Linked DNA regions of Homo sapiens: region 2 is linked to region 1. The links are chromatin contacts, found by Hi-C or POLR2A ChIA-PET in ENCODE. All regions are on one chromosome and are shown on one strand. Each heading gives the region's core, a stretch centred on a gene start or an enhancer-like site at or near the end of the contact. The rest is flanking DNA. Distances are from core to core; before and after follow the strand shown. Region 1 overlaps SETBP1 (SET binding protein 1). Region 2 overlaps SETBP1 (SET binding protein 1).

Region 1 (5,994 bases), core at 2,953-5,452:
GTAGCAAACCAATACATAGACCCTCCTTGAAACATCAGCTGCTGTCACAGCCCCTGCCCTGCTTCAGCCTTCCTTTTCTGTTGGGAGATAAGCACAGCCAGGATTTCTCTCTATGCAGAAACTCCACAGTCATACCTTCCTAAAAAGCAGCTTCTCCTCACAGAATACTTTGGGGTTTGGCATTAAAACTTCTGGTTGAGGACTCATGGAACCCAGGATTGTTCTGCAGATGGTTGTGTCCTCTGATGATCTCTGAGTAGGACTAATTGTGGGGACTAAGGAAAGTGGAGTAACAGTTCATTTGAACAGGACTGAGCCTTCCTCCTCTGAACACTTAATCGTTCTTCCTCCAGGAATGAACACTGCACTTCTCGTGGGCCCTCACTTTGGTTAACAGCATCCCAAATTCTCTAGCTACTGAGAAGCTGCTGGTCCACTAATTCTGCCACCAAACTTTTTGGCATTCATCTCCTCTGTGATACCCCCACGGTCCTCAGCCCACCTTCATTCCCCCCTACTCCTTGTATGGACCAACAGCACAGGCTGAGTGCTTGATGCCCTCTTGGTTTCATCACGCCTTCTACCCATTGAGGAACCTTCATCTATCACAGTTCTGACTCTTCTCTGCCCTCAAACTTTCAATGCCTCCCATTGTCTTCAGATGGATTCCAAAAATCCAAATTCTGTTTCCTGATTCAGACAAATCAACTAAAACATGACATATTAAAAATGATCAGAAAAGTCTGAATATGGACTGAGTATTCGAAAACATTTAAAAATTACTGGTAATTTTGATAGATGTGATAATGGCATTGTGATTGTTCTATAAAAGCCCTTATTTGTTAGATAAGTTAATTAAATTTTTTATTAGTGAAATAACATGATGACTGGGATTTGTTTTAAAGTATACCCCCAAATAATTAAAATTAAAAACCAAAGTAGATGAGAGTATAGACAAGTTTGGAAAATGGTAACAATTGTGGAAGCTATCCCAGTGGCACGCTGGGGTGCAGAGCTGACTGTCAAAGACTTTGCCAACAGGTTGCTAAACCACTGGTAGCTTAAAATTGGTCATGATGGAGATATTTACACAACAGAAATTAGCAGATGCTACAAATGTGGGCTTTTTTAGCAGTATACCATTGAAACTGGGTAACAGGTACATGGGTTTATTATATTATTATGCTAACTTTTGTGTAAGTATGAAAACTTCAGTCATAGTTAATTTTTAAGCCTAATTTATTTTTCAGACTTTAAAAAAACCTATTATTTCATTTTCCAGACCTTTAAGACCTGAAATTTGGCCCCACTTTAATTTGCAAATAATTTCCCACGATGCTCTCCTCTGAGGCTCCACAATTAAACCACACCAAGCCTCCAGATGTACCTAAGCATCGCCATTGTTGTCTTAGCCTTCCTCCATGCTTCCCCTGCTCTGGAATAAGTCCACTGCCTCACTTTTTTCTCACCCATCCTGGCCCAGGTACAACACCACCTCTGCCGGGACGACCTCCCTGCTTGTTCCATAGACATATAATTTCTTCTACATTTGAATTTTCAATTAATTTATTCTGCACTTCTCTAATGGAAGAAACAATACCTCACTGTGCATTTCAGGCATACAATGCTACTTTCACATGCATTGTCTCATCAATGCCCATACTCTCTGTGAAATAAGCTGCACAACTCCTTTGCTTAATAAGGTAAATCAAGATCAAAGACATTAGGTAACTTCGTCAGGGTCACAAAGCTAATATTGGTGGCAGAACATTTCAGAATTGTCAACATCTGGGGAAGGGTCTGTGTATAGCTGGGAGCCCTACAGAAAGGTCTTCCATGGATGCCTGTTGAATGAAATGGCAACTAAGTGAGTGAAAGTTCTGTTTTCTCTGCACTAAAACATGTTTTCCTATGTGTTCTTGTTTACTCTCTTCTTATCTTCCACCACAGCATGCCCTTGACCATAGTAGCAATTGACATTTTAGAAACTCATTAAAAACAGCCACCCTTCATAGGTGGCCATTACACTTGCCCCACACTTGAAATAATACTCCATTTTGCCTAAAGGAAGTATCCTATTCTCTGAGACAACAGAGGGTTTATGTAGCAGGTGAGGACCAAATCCTTTAGTCTGTGCTTTCCTCTGTGGTGGACGTTCGTTGTCACATCACTGTTCCACCACTGTGGCTGGGCATGCAGGACCTGAGTCTGAATATGGTGCCCATGCTATGGCTATTTCCTTACCACATTCCCCCACCTCGTAAGCATGTGCACAAGCACGTGGGCATCACCCACAGGCACTTTACTGCAAAGTTTAAGCAGCCTGCACATTCTTGTAGGAACTGAGAAATAAAAGTAAATAAATAAATGCCAAGAAGCCTTGAATGCTCTTTGCATCCTGGATGAAGGCACTGGATGCCAGCGTTTGCCTTGGATTGCTCCTGGAGATCTCAGCCTGCAAAAGGAATGGGTTGTCCAGCAAGAGGGGGTAGTAAATGAATGATGGTACTAACAACTAGTGCAAGCATGGCTAGCTGCTGGATTTTCCAGTGTTGTGGAAAGCATGCAAACCAACAAAAAATAAGGTAACAAAAAAGCATATAAAATATTACCATTAAAAAAAAACAGATGTGTGTGTCTATGTAGAACAAAGATCGGAAGACTATACCCCAAAATGTCATTGTGTATGATTCTGAGGTGAAATGATAGGGTATTTTCTTTCTGATGGTTTTCTGTATATTCCAAATTTCTACAATGGACACTTACAACTTTTATATTAGAGGGAAAAAAGCATAAAAGAAAAATGCAGAGGAAAGCATATGGTTTTTGGGCTTTTACTAAAGAAAATTAGATGTCAGCTCTTATTCCTCTTAGGAATGCAGGGGACCAGACAGACAAAAGAAGTGAGGGTTCTCATTTCCAGTAACCCAAAGACTTAGAAAGGAGGGTACTCAAGTGTGTCTGTTGCTTCAAAAGGCAAGAACAGGATGTTAGAAGGTAAAAGGAGATGTGTTTGGAGGTAGAAGAGTCAGGGTGGGTTAGGTGTGAATTTCAGAAGCTTTTCCATCTGTGCCTTTAAAACTTGCTGAGAATAGTACCGCCTACCAGCACCAGGCCTGACTCTAGAAGAAGCTCTACCCTGTGGCCCGGAGGCCAGGCTCACCAGCCTCTGGGGAGATCACCACCTGCTAAAACACAATACCCTAGAAAACACGGGCTTTCAGGCTCAACCTGAAAAGTCATGTGTTTATTTCCAGGAATGAACATCGCATTTTTAGTAACCAATAACCATGGGGAGAAAGGTAGGTAATCACTTCCTTACCTTCCTCTTCTCTATCTGGAAGCAGAGAGAAGACAGAGACAAATCAACAGAAAAGCCAGCTCAATACAGTCACTACTCTACACACTTTCAAAATCATCAAAGATTTTGTAACTATCTTCCTTAAGAGTCTAAAGCAGGAACAGGCATCAAGAAAAACAAACAGAAAACCTCTACATTCAAGTGGTAAGTGGGCACCATGCAAAAGCTGAGAGGACAGATAGTTATCCCTGGGAGGGGTCCTCAGTGAGTCCCCTCCTGACAGTCAATGATGGGTCTTGGAGGGGAACACACCCATGCATTATTGTGTGGGACTCAGTTTCATCTGAAACCCAAAGAGAGAAGGGGAAAAATAACAACAGAAGCCAGCAGTTTGGTGCAGTGGGGCTGGAGGGGGCAGTGCAATGCCTGTGGACAGCTTTCTATTTCTGTTTTAAAAAGCACCCAAAAGGATGCTGTTGACCCGAGACACATCTGGGCCTTTCACTAGAGAATTAACTTTGATCTGGGCATTACACCCTGGCCACCAGTTTCCCAGGACTTCCTGGCCTCAAGAACAGGCATCCTGAGGAGTGAAAAATAGGCATTTATGTTTCTTGCCTCAGGGTGATGACACGCAAATGGAATAACATGGAAGGGCTGAACAGAACCAGAGGAGCGAGCCATCTGCACTGGAAGCTGTGGGGCTGGTTGTGGGGGAGGCTGGAAGCTGCCTTTCTAGGATAATGCCCTCAAATGTTATGCACGAACCTCAAATATAGCTAACTTCTCCTTCACTGGAAAGTTTGCTCTATTAGTTTAAATCTAATATCTAAAAGTGTAGGTCAACAAACACGGAGAGAACGTGTTCAGCTCCGAAGGAAACCATGCCAAAACCACGCGCACACACACAACTCCAATAAACTCAGTCTCTACCGGGTGTCCTTTTCAAGCAGTAAAACAGCACCACACAATTTCCTTTAATGTTATAAATTTTCAGATTAAAACAAAATATTTACCTGGAATTGCCACCATGTATGAGTGTAGGTGTGGAGGTGGGTGGGGTAGGCGGTAAATGTTGATTTTCTTTTGTTTTTGTTTCACATTCCCTTAGCCCAACTGGAAGTTTGTGTAAATATGTGAAAAAGTAATTAATTAAAGGTTTTCAGTGGTTGACAAAAAAGGCTTACTGGCCATCTCTGTCTAAAAACTCACTACTTTCCAGACAGGAGGATTAACAAGGTGAGATGACAACACCCCACACTGGTGTGCGAATCTATCTTTGATTCTCACCAACAGGGCCCTTGATTCTGTTAATTCTCTTCCTCTAGCCTCCCACTGTCACCTGTTCCTAGCTCTCTGTGTGATCTGGGGCCACTGTGCATCAGGACTGGGTCCTCAGGTTCCTCAGCAGTGAGAGGGTGCGCACAGGATGTGGCTCACATGGGAGAAGGGTAGGGAGGGTGCAGTGGGCTCCTGGATGTGAAACACCTTTAAAGAAGAAAACGTGCCCAAATACATGAAATTCCTGCAATTAGAAACATATTTGCTCGACCCCTGGAAGTTCGCTGCCGTTAGCTATAATTTATTTTCCCACAAAGGTACAGCACTGTGAGACCTTGAGGCAGGCACTGAGTTGAAGGGTGACAGAAAGTTTCATTTTGCAAGGGGGACAGCGGCAGGGGCCAAGTCCCTTAATGATCACCTTTGGATTGATCTTTCTTTATGTACATGTTCTAACTACACCAGGCTCTATGTGAGCACACAAGGGCTTTTGTATAGCTGAGATTTGTGTGTATGTGTCTTTGTGTGGACTCCTTTTCCAGAGACAGGCAGGATGATGTCCATTTTCACCCCTGCAAAAAAGTCTCCAGAAAGCCCTTGCCTACATCCTCACACAGTTTGCCCATAGTAACCTCCAAACACCACTCTGGCCAGAGATAACAGTGGCCCATTTCCTGACCAAGATCAGCAAACCTCAACTGTCTGCCTCTGCAGGAGTCTGAGATTAACTTGGCTATCAGGCCTTGACTAGGAGGCATTTGCCGCAAAGATTACAGACATGCGAGTGTCCTGTCCAAAAAGAGAGAAATGCAGGGGAGAACCCCAAACCCAACCCACCCTCTGCCGCCATTGGTTTAACCCTTTCCTAAGCTGAATCCCCAACACTTAACATTCCGAGCATCTTGATCTCTATATATTTTTCTCCTATAGAATATTAGGAACGAAAGAGCAGAAAGAGGTGGTTTTGTCCATGCTAGAATGAGAGGAGCTGGAGGAGGAGAGCAAGCCACCAGGTCATTGTCAGTTAGCTAGGGAAAGAAGCTAGAAATCCAAGGTTCGGGTTTCTGTCCTGGCCCCAAAGGTGCTTGTTGACAACCAAACTCTGGATCATTTTACTCTTCCAAACTTCTTAAAAGCATCAGTGGAACTTACCTGTGGCTGAAATCCTTTGAGGTCACTGGCTGCAAGGTCACTGGCTGTGAGGAGCTGCAAAAGAATAAAGAAATTTTCTCAGTGACACTTTTCAGTTTGCATACAGTATCCCCACGACAACTGACCAGCAATGGACTTACCATAGCCTGGATGAGAGCTACAGAAGTGGGATCGCAGAAGGCAAATGTGAGATTTCTGGACTGGGAATCTAGGCTCAATGGCCTTCCCACTTTGTGCTCCATCTCTGACTTCATCACTTC
Region 2 (6,097 bases), core at 440-2,939, 54 kb before region 1:
CCCTATTGGCAGTTGCTCTGAGGACCTCTTTCCTTGATCCACTAGCTTAACCATGTTTTGGGATAGGCACTTCTGGGAATGGCATTCAGAAATTCCCTGAATCCAAGAAGAGATGGGGCACGAGGAAGCTGGGAGGGCCCCTGAGGGACCACTGTGTCATGCCACGAGGACACTGCATCCCCAGTCAGGGAAACATCTTTCTGCGGCACTTCCTGATGATGCAGCACTAACCATCAGACAAAATCATGCAGGGAAAAGCTTTCTTCTGTGGCCTTATGGAAGCTTTAGATGTATTAGGCCTTTTTTCTCCCAGCCTTTGATAATTATGCACCAGGCATAAGGCTTTTAAGACAAAGGCATGTTGCAGCTGCAGGTCAACAGAAACCACCTTCCATAATATCGACACTTCGGCCAGGAACAGTGGCTCACACCTGTAATCTCAGCACTTTTGGAAGCCAAGGTGGGGCGATCACTTGAACCCAGAGTTCAAGGCTGCAGTGAGCTATGACAATGCCACTGCATTCTGGCCTGGGTGACAGAGTGAGACCCCCCTCTCAAACACAAATAAAAATAAATAAAATGTAATATCTACATTCAGAATCATGCCTCAGCCTTGCCTTACCCTCACTGTAATGTCCCCAACAACTTCCCCCTTCCCAGCTGAGGGTCTTAATTTTATTTGCTCTTTATTTAATGTATCTGCTTTTTACTTTTCACTCACCTCTTAATTAGTGGCATGACCTTGGGCAAGTAACCTAACCTCTCTGGGTATCACTCCTTCTTTCTATAATAAAGAATTGATCACCCGGCTTCTCCAGGTTGCCCTGAAGTCCTAATGGATGTGAAAACATTTTGGAAACCAAAAAAAACTATATAAATGGAGGTTATTGCTGTTGTTTGTTATTGCTTGGTTGAGAGAACTCTTCTAATGATTTGGGAAAGGCAAGAATGCTGAATGTACTCCCTGTAAAATCAGCATGAGATGCTGGGATAAATTAGGATAATGTTTAGTATAATCTTTAAAATCATATTATTTCTACAGACTTTCTAAGGACTCCTGAAAACTCACTACCTTCCTTTCCTGTCTCAGCTGAAAAGGAGGGTTTGGGAGAAAGGAAGGAGAACAGAAAACAAAAACAACAGCCCTCCCCATTCTGGCAGTAAACTTCTAGCTCCAAAAGCAGGTTTTATTTAGTGTGCTATAAAAATAGTCATTTCTCCCATCATAAAAGTAGCCTGACTATCCAGCCTGGTTTTTCTGCAGTGAGTCTGTGAGTTGAGTGGGTCCCAGCTCTGGTGCAGGCTACAGCCTGTCCTCTCTTCTTGGATCCAATCTCCTTCCCTTGCAGCCCTGTATTTATACGGGGAAATGAAAGGAGGTTCTTAAGTATTTTATTATGTGTGAATTTTCAGGGTGAAAAAAAAACATACATTTTTGGAGATGGAACTAAGATTTAGTTGTCTCTTAGCTTTATGGTTACTGCCTCATGGGTATGTACCCAACAGCTTGAGCGCTGTGGTTTAAAAAAAAAAAAAAATCCAGGCAGAACTGTAGCAACTTTCCCAGCCATTAAACGAGCCCTGGAAAATTTAGCTCATTCTCGTGAAAAAAAAAAAAAAAAAAAAAAAAAAAACTCACACAGGATCAAGAAGGAAAAAGAGCATGGTTGGAACATGGAGAGAGGCTGCCTAAGCTGGACACGCCTATCCTGAACTGCCGTCCTGCTCTGCTCTCCCTGATCTTGAAAAGTGACTATGCTCTTCTGAACCATCTGGGAACACATTTGATGCCACATAGGAGGTGATTTGCTAATGGGGTATCTAGCTTAATCAGTTATCCCCAAGGTTGAGGGTGGGGGATGAGCAATGTACTTTGGTTTGGGAGTCTATTTGTTACTAAATAATCAGGTGAGTTGGCATGGAAACAACCCTAGGGTCTATGGTGTATTTCTAGATTTCTTCTGAATAAACCCATCCTCTGCCATATTAGCAAATTTGACTCCTAGAATGCAAAGGCAACTCAAAGCACAGGGGGCATGGTAGGAAAAGCATATTAACAAACCTGGTTTCTAGTGCATTCACTGTTCCTCTGAACCTCAGTTTCCCCATTAATATAATAAATAATAAAGTGGCTAATATGATAAAGGGTATACACAGTTCTACTCAGCTGTACCATTATAAATACTAAAATGCAACTATTCTTAATTTTGGATTAAAGATGGAGTAAAAACTTCACTCTTCAAAGCTCTAAATACAGTACAGGTCATTTTCCCTCTCTAGCCATTTCTTCTAGAGCTCCCCTGCACTGACTCTACACCAAGCCCTAGGCTGTGGATGACATCTGACTCACTGATCCCAGAGCCTGTTTATCAGAGGGAAGGACAGAGTGACAGGAGCCTGGGGAACTAGAATCACAAAAGTGCCTAACCCCCAACCTGGCATCATTTATTAACTAGATGGCAGTTGCCCTCTTAGTGCAAGCTGAACGGAAGCCACAGTCTCAAGGGTCCCACATCTACAACTGGGCCATCTTGATGTTTTCCTGTTTGTGTCTGTCTACAGCCAAATAAAAAGATGACTGTAGGGATTTTTCTGAAAAGCAGAAAATTTGGCAAGAGAAGGAAAAAAAAACGGACTGGAGTGTGGGTCTCCCTGGCAGCCATGGGACTTCTGCAAATGCACCTCAACACCTCATTCTCTTTACCCTTAAGCAACCACCATGCTGGCTCATTTTCTCATGGGCATCTGCTATCTTGTGTCTTCTAGACTGCACACACTCCTCCAGGTAGCATTAGGGCACTGTCAGGAGGAATATTATGAAAGTTGTGGGTTTCAATGTACTGCATAGCTCATTTTCCATAACAACCAATTCTCAAAGCTTTGACCAGTCATAAGGGGAGGTTAAGTAATCAATCATGTCCATAGATGGAAGAGAAGCAAAGTGTATCAAGATAACTGTTTAATGTTCAATGCTGAAGCTTCCATGCTCAGTGGTGTATTAACTGCTTAATTCTACTTAATTTTTCCCCCAAATGGAATAACCCTGACTTTTCAGCTGGCTCATAAATGCATACTCTTGGCCATGGAGATAATTAATTTAAAGAACATGGCTGGCATAGGACAAATTTTTCCCAAGTAAATGGCCAAATGCTTGTGAATCAATGCTCTACAAAGACTCAACAACATCAGGAGACTTGCCTGCTTATCCAGGCAATACAATGTTAGATCTCTGGGTGATTCTGGACATGTCTAAACTCCCTGACTTCAGTTTGTTCATTAGTTAAATGGAAATTCTGTCCCCTGCCTATGGAATACTCAGTCATGTTGCTCAGGAGGAAAGGAGTTAAAGTTACACAAATGGAATTGAGCTGAATGAAACTCACACCTTTTATGCAAGGGAAGTTCCATGTTCTTCAAATGCCCAGAAGGTCATATTTTTTTGACCCTCAGTGAGTCACTTCATCTCTCTATGTTTCCTCAAATATAAAACCATATGGTCAGATGAGGTGATCCCTGAAGCTGTCAGTACTGCTATTCTAGAGATCTGTAATATCATGACACCATCCTTCTTTGCAACGTAGTAACCAACATGGCAGCTGGCAGATGCAATTAGCCAAGCGGCTCTTTTCAAGGCTAGGTTAATCCATGGTTTGAGAACCAACCTGTGGAATCTCTGAGCTCTGTGTTAGTTATCTCCCAGAGTGGTCCCTGACACTCTTCTTCTCATCCCTTGGAGGATACAGTGGTCTCTGTAAGTGCCTATCATAATGCTTCTGCTTCTCCAGCATTCTACAACTGACACCATCTTAAGTTAGAACCTGCGCCATGTAATTAGATTTCCTTGCTACAGATGCTGTGCCCCTTTAGCTTGAAAGGAGAGAGACACTTCACCCAGAGATGAGAGGTTAGCAATGCTGTGTGTCTGCTCACTAGTGATCACTTCAGCTAGGCAAGAAAAACTCTGTCATTAAAATGGGGCCTTTGTCCTCTCAACAGCTGCTCCAAAGAACTGGAGAAAAGAGATTTTTAACTGGGCCACACAAAACTAAGATTCTAACCCCACTGACTTGGGAGAGCAGGAAGCAGGAGATAATTACTCCAGCTCTTTATAAAGGTAATTTGCAACACCAACACTTTACATTCCAACAATGACTGTAGCTCACATGGTAACAACGGATGCAGCAGAACACATCTCCCTTCCTAGAACCTCAGTGAAGTTCATGGACATGACCAGAATATAGTTTATTAGAAAGACCATCCGTTTTGCAATTTTGCAGGTGCAAGTTCTTGTTCTGGCTCTAGCTCTATGGTTACTACATGTGAGATTTGGGGCAACTTACTTACCAAAATCTCTATTCCTCTATTTGCCTATATATAAAATGAGCATGAGAATGGCTTACACAGTGAGAAAGAAATGAGATACTGGGAGAGCTAACTCATATTTTTTCCATCTCTTCCTGCGCATGCGCTCCTTACTATCCTAATCTATAAGCACTTGGAGAATAAGGAAACCACTTCAAGCCACTTTATTTTATTTTTACATGCAAAGTAACCAAAATGGAATATTTGGGTATCTCTTATGCTTATACATCTTTGTGGCTACTCTGATTCAGGAATAGAGTTCAAATTCCTCAAGCTTGGCCAATTGGTCCTTCTAATCTGACGTCTGGAAATACATGGGTCATAGTAACCACTCTCATCACAAAAGATCCTACATGCCTGTGACATGAGTTGTGGAGTTCCTTGTGCCCTGGAAAGCCATTTGCTGTGTTACTCTTGCTTGCCTTGTTCCAGCTGGGAAAAGCCATCTCTGATGCCCCCTCCTTCATAAAGCTTCATGCTGACATTTATCCCTCCGTCCCCTGGGCCCCCACGATACTCATTCTGTATATCCTATAGGGCTTAGCACAGTCAGGCTTACAGTACAGTTACTTGCTGCTGCCCTCCCTCCTGGACTGTAAATCTTTTGAGGAGATCCCTTACAACATTTAGCGCAGATCCAAGCAATGACATCTGCACTGACTATGATGATAAAAAAAAATTGCAGAGGCATTTCCAAAGGTATAAAGCACTACTGAAAGCAAAGTATTTTTGTTCTTTTGATTATGGGTCTCCCCCAGTGCGCTAACCTTCGTTTGGGAGAACTCCATGCTTCCCTTCTGCTCTGCCTTTAGCCTCTCCAACATGGATGATCTAAGACCCACTGCCACTGGAACCTCAACCCAGTTCCAACAGGCAGTGTCCAGCCCCCTGCTCAGGGCTCATAAGGCTAAGCTCAGAGAAATTCAGCACTTGACACCCACTAGTCAGTGATTCTGGAGACTGCTGGACTATCAGAATGAGAGTTCAACTACCTTATGCTTCAAATAGTCTTTGTAAGTTGTACTAGCTGGTCTGGGAGTTTAAGCATCATTTATTACACTGTAGTTAGGTTCTTCACAACTGAACTGCCAGTAGACTTTAGGAATTTCCTCCTAAATCAATGGTTGACTTTATGAAGAACAAAACTATTGTAGAATTTGAAGATTAATTTGAGAATTAAAGTGCTTACAATTGATGTAAACTGATTACCTCCTTTTATGAATAAAGAAACTGAGAACCAGAGAGGTCATCCAGGTAGTTAATGATAAAGACTGAAATCGAGGCCTCAGACTTGTCAGTTCAGCGCTATTCCAATTACACCATATTCCTGTAATTATTACTAATATTTTAGTAGATGTGAGAACAAAGGCAAAAATTGAAGAATGATGGCAGGGCAAGCAAGTCATTTGCAAAGAGGTAAGGTGACTATGCCGATGCCAGTAGCTAGTTTTTAATTAATCTATCAGTATACTCTTAAAGCATAAATTGTGGGGAAGCCTGAGTGGAGGAGCTTTCCATAGACTCCCAGTAAGTAGCTGTTGTTCTTGAGGGCTCTAACTCATGTGATAGGGACTGTTGTGGCCACTACTGGCAGAGGCTGAAACCACAGTGGACAACCACTGATGACTGACAGCCACCCTTATGACGATGGATAAGCACAGAGATTATTTTTAAACCACTGGGCTCTTGTTTTTCTCCCTTTTACTAACTCGTCTGATCTTCCTGCACCCCTCAC

Evidence for each region. A loop is a pair of places that touch in the nucleus more often than their neighbours do. ChIA-PET counts read pairs that join two places held with the same protein, here RNA polymerase II (POLR2A). Pooled maps may share reads with other maps.
Region 2: POLR2A ChIA-PET joins it to region 1 with 18 read pairs in BJ. The contact joins two enhancer-like sites. A Hi-C loop is called at or near these places in 1 of 50 pooled maps. POLR2A ChIA-PET finds 5 or more read pairs at or near these places in 5 of 52 experiments (BJ, GM12878, HEK293T and 2 more).

What each region holds. Positions count from the first base shown.
Region 1 is chr18:44,869,024-44,875,017 of GRCh38, reverse strand. SETBP1 (SET binding protein 1) reads right to left here. Exons shown (of 6, transcript NM_015559.3): 3 at 5,735-5,788. Among named protein-coding and RNA genes, the nearest start is that of MIR4319, 98 kb to the left of the region's middle. Within about 2 kb of position 4,202, at least 2 of the 41 ENCODE cell types and tissues checked have a DNase peak (open chromatin) inside an H3K27ac peak, as active enhancers do.
Region 2 is chr18:44,920,545-44,926,641 of GRCh38, reverse strand. The region is part of intron 3 of SETBP1 (SET binding protein 1); the gene reads right to left. Among named protein-coding and RNA genes, the nearest start is that of MIR4319, 47 kb to the left of the region's middle. Within about 2 kb of position 1,689, at least 2 of the 41 ENCODE cell types and tissues checked have a DNase peak (open chromatin) inside an H3K27ac peak, as active enhancers do.